Linked DNA regions of Homo sapiens: region 1 is linked to region 2. A link is a contact called in ENCODE Hi-C or POLR2A ChIA-PET data. All regions are on one chromosome and are shown on one strand. The core of a region is the stretch at or near the end of the contact, and the rest is flanking DNA. Distances in the headings are between cores, read along the strand shown. Region 1 overlaps TM4SF20 (transmembrane 4 L six family member 20). Region 2 has its middle 19 kb from the start of SCYGR1.

Region 1 (3,935 bases), core at 734-3,233, 40 kb after region 2:
TGTCACTTTTCTTTGTAAACGATAATAATTTGGAATTTGACTTTGTATCTTTTCTATGTGGTGTTCACAACATTCTTGACATCCTGAGACATTTCTGAATTCCTGAAATCAAAAATATCAAAACACTTATATAGGCTTTTCCGATAGGTGTATCCTCTAAGAACTGGTTTTTATGTCGTATCTGGTGTCTTTGAGGCCTAGATAAGACCAAAACATGAGACAAGTGGCAAAGGCAACATCTTGGGAGGAAGGGAAAGGGTTGACCAAGGCTTGTCCCCTATTTTAACTGTTCTTTGCTTCTTCCCTTTTTCCAGTTCTTATTTTTGCTTCTGAATACAAAATGGTTTTGCTGAATCATTTAAGTGAATCCCCTTTAGGGGAAATACACATGCCTGGAATCACTTTCTAAAGCCAGGCCTTTTGTAGGGATGAGAACTCAAAGATAATATGGCTGGGTGCGGTGGCTCACGCCTGCAATCCCAGCACTTTGGGAGGCTGAGGTGGGCGGATCACTTGAGTTCAGGAGTTTGAAACCAGCCTGGCCAATATGGTGAAACCCTGTCTCTACTAAAAATACAAAAAATAAAAATAAAAAAATTAGCCAGGTGTAGTGGCGGGCATCTGTAATCCCAGCTACTTGGGAGGCTGAGGCAGGAGAATTTCTTGAACCCAGGAGGCAGAGGTTACAGTGAGCCCAGATAGCGCCACTGCACTCTATCCTGGGAAACAAAGAAAGGCTCCGTCTCAAAAACAAAAAATTATATATATATATATATATAAATAATAGATGGCGGCCAGGCGTGGTGGCTCACGCCTGTAATCCCAGCACTTTGGGAGGCTGAGGCGGGCGGATCACAAGGTCAGGAGATGGAGACCATCCTGGTTAACAGGGTGAAACCCCATCTCTACTAAAAATACAAAAAATTAGCCGGGCGTGGTGGCGGGTGCCTGTAGTCCCAGCTACTCAGGAGGCTGAGGCAGGAGAATGGCGTGAACCCGGGAGGCGGAGCTTGCAGTGAGCCGAGATCATGCCACTGCACTCCAGCCTGGGCGACACAGCGAGACTCCGTCTCCAAAAAAAAAAAAAAAAAAAAATAGATGGTTAAAAATAAACACCATGGCACTTCTTGATGAGTACATTTAAGTAACTGCACAAGTCACAGTAGCATGGAAGAATCAGGATTTGAAGTAGACTCCAAATCCATCATTCTGAACTTTTGGCTGGAAGAAGAATAGTGATTAAAGTGTTTCCCAGCTGTGAGAGCCTGACAAGTTTTGTCCATCTCCATGATACACAGTTTTCTCATCTATAAAATGGAAATAATAATAGTATCTACCTCTTGGGATTATGAAAAGAATTAAATGAGATGATATATGTAGAGCACAACATCCCTCAACACAACTCTATAGGTAGCCACCTTATTCTGCACTCATAAAAGGCAGGTCTCAAGAACACAACACACAGACCCTGTGGGAGCTGCATTATCCCAGCAAAGAAAAAGGAAAAGCATTCCCTCGCTTCATTTCTGCTGATTTTGAAATAATCATCAGTGACTAACAACTTCACTGAAACAATACAAAAGTTTCCTTCTTTTTTTTTTCTTTTAGAGATGGGCTCTTACTACGTTGCCCAGGCTAGTCTCGAACTCCTGGGCTCAAGCAATCTACCCTCCTTGGCCTCCCAAAGTGCTGGGACTACAGGCATGAGCCACTGTGCCTGGCCTAAGAGCTTATTTTTGGAAAAACAAACACGAACTTTCATTCAGTTTCCTATGCCAAATTCCATGCCTTCTTCTGCTCTCATGACTGACTCACGAAATAAAGATGTGTACAATCTTTCTAACACAGTGGCTCTCAACCGGCGGGTTATTTTACCCACCCACCTCCACCCCAAGAGGATATTTGGCAATGCCTGGAGACATTTTTGGTTGTCAGAACCGGGCTGGAGGTGGCAAGGCGTCGGGGGATGATATTGGCATCTAGTGGGTAGAGATGAGTGATGTTGCTAAATATCCTACACTGCACAGGAAAGGCCCCACAGCGAAGTGTGCAAATGTCATTGGTGCTGAGGTTGGGAAGTCCTGTTCTAACTCTATGCTGTTGACTGATCACTGTGGGATGCTGGCCACTGGCCACTTAAAGCATCAGGGCCAAATTCACTTAAAGCATCAGGGCCAAACGCTTGCGAGCCAAGAGACCAGACATGAAGATAAACGTAGTTAAGATCCAGTCAAGATTCTATGAAGTAGGAAGTACATAAAACAGGGAGGAACTAGATCTCAGTGGTCAGAAGAAACAGATGAGACTCAGGAATATGAAAGTTGAGATTTTCCAGAGACAGTGACAAGCCAAACCATCTTTTTTTTTTTTTTTTTTTTTTTTTTTTTTTTTTTTTTTTGACAGAGTCTTGCTCTGTCACCCAGCAGGAGTGCAATGGCACGATCTCGGATGACTGCCTCCCGGGTTCAAGCGATTCTCCTGCCTTAGCCTCCCAAGTAGCTGGGATCACAGGCATCCACCACCAAGCCTGGCTAAGTTTTTGTATTTTTAGTAGAGAGGGGGTTTTGCCATGTTGGCCAGGCTGGTCTTGAACTCCTGACCTCAGGTGATCCACCCACCTTGGCCTCCCACAGTGCTGAGATTACAGGTGTGAGCCACCATGCCCAGCCCCAACCATCTTTTATTGAGTGTAATCAAATAGCAGAGACTGCCCTCTGCCTTTTTGTATCATTCACACCTAATAAACTGTGATCTTAAGATCCAGGATTTTAGGGCGACTGGATTTAAAAAAGACTGTATACGCTCCTGAAGCTTGAAACAGATCAAGAACATGTCATAACATGTGCAAATGGCTCTATTTTATTTTTCAGATGTTTCTTTCATCACTTTTCAGTGTGATCACAGTCATTGGTGCTCTGTATTGCATGCTGATATCCATCCAGGCTCTCTTAAAAGGTCCTCTCATGTGTAATTCTCCAAGCAACAGTAATGCCAATTGTGAATTTTCATTGAAAAACATCAGGTAAGTAACTTGATTTTCACAGGCTTACTGTCTCACACAGTTGAACTAGTTTGATTAGATTAATGCAGTACTGGAACAATGCCATGTTTTTATTTGATGCAACTGCCGGGACAAACGGATTCTTAGGAATTTTAGTACATTAACGCCAGTTAGCACAACTCCACATCAAAATGGAGGAATCATTAGATTTACAATGCTCTAAAAGGACTTTTAGATATTGTCTAAAAGGACTAGTTGATCTCAAATGGCTTATGCTTGTCTTTCAAAAATCTACAGTTACATATGTGTATGTATATTAAAAAATTATGCAAATATACACCAGAAACTTAACTTTCATCCTTGGAGAATGGAAATAGGGGATTCCCTTTATGAGAGTGAAGAGAACATTTACTTTCTACACTTCTGAACTAATTAAATTTGTCAACCATGAGCAAATATTACATTTACAATTTAAAAAATTTAATAAAAACACAATAAATAAAATGCAGAGCCTTGCCTGTAGGCTTAAATGGAAGAGCAACCAATGGATTCATACAGATATGCTATAAATATACTGTATGCATGGGAATGAATCCAAATTTTAAGTCATGTAATAACAAGTAATACTGGAGAGTTACATGTACTTAATAAGTGGCTCATTTTAGTCTTTTAAGTACATCATTCTGTGACTGAATCTAGACACAATTTGTAAAAACTGGAAGAAAAAAACTATCTAATCCATTACCTCTCTGTATAGCCTGCTCAGTTTAGCAAATAACCAGAATTTACTTTTGTAGTTACATACAAAAAATTTTTTCTCCTTTTCCCTTACCTTGCTACATTAAAAAAGAAAGTCCCTCAAATTTTGTGTAGCATATTTGTTTTGAACCAAAACCCAAGGAAGGCCAGGCACAGCGGCTCACGCCTGTAATCC
Region 2 (3,901 bases), core at 1,025-3,524:
AAAGATGCTCTCAAAAGGCATATGAAGACTATCTCTGCTAATTTATACAGAGACAGTCTCTAGAAAGATGTAAACCACTAGTACCCAGGGTTGCCTCCGTTGAGAGGAACTGGGTGCCTGGGGAATGGAGGCGAAGAGAGTATGGAGTTTTTTCCATTTGTATGAACCTTTTGACTTTTGTACTGTGTGTATGTATTACCTACTCAAAAGTAAGTAATTTTTTTTTTCTTTGAGATGGAGTCTCGCTCTGTTGCCCAGGCTGGAGTGCAATGGCGTGATCTTGGCTCACTGCAACTTCCACCTCCCGGGTTAAAGAGATTCTTCTACCTCAGCCTCCCTAGTAGCTGGGATTATAGGAGTGTGCCACCACCATGACCAGCTAATTTTTGTATTTTTAGTACAGATGGGGTTTCACCATGTTGGCCAGGCTGGTCTTGAACTCCTGACCTCTGGTCATCCACCTGCCTCGGTCTCCCAAAATGCTGGGATTACAGGCTTCAACCACCGTGCCTAGCAAAAATAGGCAATTTTAAAATTATATGTGAAGAAAAATCTGTAAATGTTTTTGTCATAACCCCCCACCCCCAACCCACCACCACCATTTTTTTCCTGTAAAAATTTTTTCAAGGCCTGAGGAAAATGATGAATTAAACTTTTCCTGACAGGAAAGACAACATCTGAAAATTCTGCCTGATAGATAGAGAGAAGCATCCTGGCAAGAGACACGGAGCTGACAGACGAAGAGATGCACGTCTGACAGAATTGGGACTATTCACCCAAAGTGAGACAAAGTGAAATGCCAAGCACATTGAGAATCTCTTCCTTCTTACTGTCAACGGATTCACCTAATCAAAGCACTTTTAGTCACTGCATCCAATTTCCATCCTCATCCAACACATGGTGGGGTCTTTTTCTCGTTTCTTCTGAGTTGACACACACAAAACCCAAGAGTCCCACTTTTGGCGAGGAACGTGTTGCTGTCAGCTTGCATTTGTTACCGCACATTGGTTCCCCGTGTCCCAGTAATGACCCCCTGTAAAGGCCACTGGGCAAGAGAATTGCAAGATCGAGCGAGGCGGCGGGAATTACAGGAAAGGATTAACGGCAGAACAGCCTGTTGCGACAGCGAAAAACAGCCCGAGGACAGGGGCGTGCTCCCATCTGACAGGCGGAAGTGTGCCAGGGTTTATGTATTAGGTCACAGCAAGAAAGCTATTTTTGCTGTGCCCTCTGACCTTCTGTAGAAGGTGAGCCCCAAGATGCCTATGATACACACCAGACTTTTGCAGGCTGCCCTGACTCAAGAGGGAAGAGCAGATGCTGACTAGTGCAGGGTCCTGTAGAGTTTGGGAATCCACCATTCACAACAGGATGAAAGGATTTTCATGGGTGTTGCCATCTGCTGGGTATGTGTGTTGGCAGCGGGGAGTCATTTACTAAGCAGATGCAGCCTTTCTGTTCCTCCTTCCTCAAACTCCAATTTAAAAAATAGCTAGTCCGGGCACAATGGCTCATGCCTGTAATCCCAGCACTTTGGGAGGCCAAAATGGGAGGATCTCTTGAGCTCAGGAATTTGAGACCAGCCCGGGCAACATAACGAAATCCTGTCTCTACAAAAAATACAAAGATTAGTTGCGTGTGGTTGTGAGCACCTGTAGTCCCAGCTACTTGGGGGACTGAGGTGGAAGGATCACTTGAGCCCAAGAGGTTGAGGCTGCAGTGAGCTGTGACTGCACCACCGCTCTCCAGCCTGGGCAACAGAGTGAGACCCTGTCTCAAAAAAAAAAAAATAAAAAAAATCTAATGGCCAAGTAGGCTTTAGAATTCTAAAAAGCTAGCAACGAAAGGAAACATGGTGCTATTGGCAGAGATTTGAAGTAGCAGTGGTCTCCCACAAAAGTGCTATGATGTACAGAGACTTAGAGGAGTCGCAGTGTAACCCTGGTTAAAGAGATTGGGAAGGTTCCATGGAAGAGGGGCTGAGCATTGTTCAATTTGTTGAGTAAACCCAAAAAGCAGTGCACTGAGATCAGGCCAAGCTAGAGATATCTCTGTGGCAAACACTGAACACTTTTATCACCCCCTTACATTTGGTAGAAGATTGTTGGAATCACCACTCTCCACAAACAGTCAGAAAAACTGGAACCAGATGGCATCTCTAAAAAAATGTGGCCCACAGCCATAAATGTGTGACTTGCATTCTCTTTCAGAACAAGAAAAGATGATGTAGATACTGCTGGTTTGGACTGGCTCAGAGAGAAAAGAAACAAATAGATGGGAGTACGTGCCAAGGGTCACTGATGCTTCCAGAGGGCAGTGGCCTCGGCTGTCTTACTCAAGGCTGAATTCTTAGCCCCTACAAGACTCATGCCTGGCATGTAACAAGTGCACAGCCAGTTTTCCTCCAATGAATGAGGGGCTTTCTCAGAATAAAGTTTTTGTAATCAGAGACCAAGACAGCCACTGATTCTCTGCAGCCTTGAAGTCTGTCTTTTCTGAATATCCAGACAGAGGACAAGTCTTGATTATAACGATCATTAGCCTAGAGTACTGCCCAGTTCTGAACTCAAGGATAAGAATCCCCTCCAAGCTCCTGCCAGGCTGTCTCCACACTCTGACATCACATCCTGCCTCTTTGATTAGGTTTCACAGTGAATTTTGCCCCTCCCAAACACACTTTGTTAATCTTTTTTAGGTCTGGGAATTCAGCCAAAAATTCCTGAAGGATGAATTCCTTTTCCTCGGTGAGGTTGACATTTGAGCACACATCGCCCTCTTGTGTCTACGACACATTTGGCAACGTAGTTTCCAGCACCTGCTAATGCACACAGCAAATTGAAGCCTTGTTAACATCCCTTAAGCCTGCAGACCTCGGTACAAGGCGGAGGGAGAACAAACGCACCAATTTTCCCAGAATAGTCAAGAACATCCAGAAGAATCCAGAATTTGTGAAGATGGTACTGGTAACTACCCAACCCAGAGCTTTGAAAGTTAAAAAATGTATAAGGTACCATAAAATTCATATTCAAGAGCTCACAGTCAGAAAATGTTTACCTTCTAAAAGAGCTGGACATTTTCCATAAACCGAAAGTTGGACTATACAGTAGATACATGAAGATGTCCTCCTAGCATTTTCATATTTGACCTATTGACTTTTGAATCACCATTCATATCCTCTTTGATGTTGCCCATCCACACACCCACACCCACATAAGCCATGTGTGTAAATATGCCCATCTGCAGGTTTTCTGTTCTTAATGACAATTTCAGACTGCTCGGCTTGCTCCTACACCTTCTTATGGAGATACAAGAACTTTGGATCTCTGGCCCCCCTCAGTCCTCGCTCCTCCATCCCTGTAAGCAGGTGCAAGGCGTGTTTCTGGCACAGTCCACCAAACTCCTGAATCTGAAGCTCCCACAGTCACTGACCCAAGTGTGGCCTGGATGAGACTGGTGGCCCAAGCCTCTATTATGCTGTTTTTTTTGTTGTTGTTGTTATTTGTTTGTTTGTTTTGAAATGGAGTCTTGCTCTGTCACCCAGGCTGGAGGCCAGTGGCGCAATCTCGGCTCACTGCAGCCTCTGCCTCCAGGGTTCAAGCAATTCTCCTGCCTCAGCCTCCCTAGTAGCTGGGACTACAGGCGTGCGCCACCACACTCGGCTAATTTTTGTATTGTTTGTAGAGACGGGGTTTCACCATGTTGGCCAGGATGGTCTTGATCTCCTGACCTCATGATCCGCCCGCCTTGGCCTCCCAAAGTGCTGGGATTTCAGGCATGAGCCACCATGCCCAGCCTTATACTGGTTTTTACAGCAAAGAGACTAGAATAAAAGATACTTTCACATTGACACTATAAAAATCGTCCTTTGAACACTTAGTTATGTATTGTTCTGGGTTAGGTA

The links. A loop is a pair of places that touch in the nucleus more often than their neighbours do. ChIA-PET counts read pairs that join two places held with the same protein, here RNA polymerase II (POLR2A). Pooled maps may share reads with other maps.
Region 1: a loop to region 2 is called in a map of ascending aorta, with 4 times the contacts of the local background. The contact joins two enhancer-like sites. A Hi-C loop is called at or near these places in 5 of 168 maps with a recorded cell type or tissue (CD14-positive monocyte, MCF 10A, Right ventricle myocardium superior and 1 more), 1 of 37 single-sample maps with no recorded cell type and 15 of 50 pooled maps. POLR2A ChIA-PET finds 5 or more read pairs at or near these places in 4 of 52 experiments (GM12878, MCF 10A, T-cell and 1 more).

Annotation. Positions count from the first base shown.
Region 1 is chr2:227,365,180-227,369,114 of GRCh38, reverse strand. TM4SF20 (transmembrane 4 L six family member 20) reads left to right here. Exons shown (of 4, transcript NM_024795.4): 3 at 2,871-3,022. Among named protein-coding and RNA genes, the nearest start is that of TM4SF20, 12 kb to the left of the region's middle. Within about 2 kb of position 1,983, at least 8 of the 41 ENCODE cell types and tissues checked have a DNase peak (open chromatin) inside an H3K27ac peak, as active enhancers do; they include CD14-positive monocyte and ascending aorta, where a contact is called at or near this core.
Region 2 is chr2:227,405,149-227,409,049 of GRCh38, reverse strand. No RefSeq gene overlaps it. Among named protein-coding and RNA genes, the nearest start is that of SCYGR1, 19 kb to the right of the region's middle. Within about 2 kb of position 2,274, at least 19 of the 41 ENCODE cell types and tissues checked have a DNase peak (open chromatin) inside an H3K27ac peak, as active enhancers do; they include CD14-positive monocyte and ascending aorta, where a contact is called at or near this core.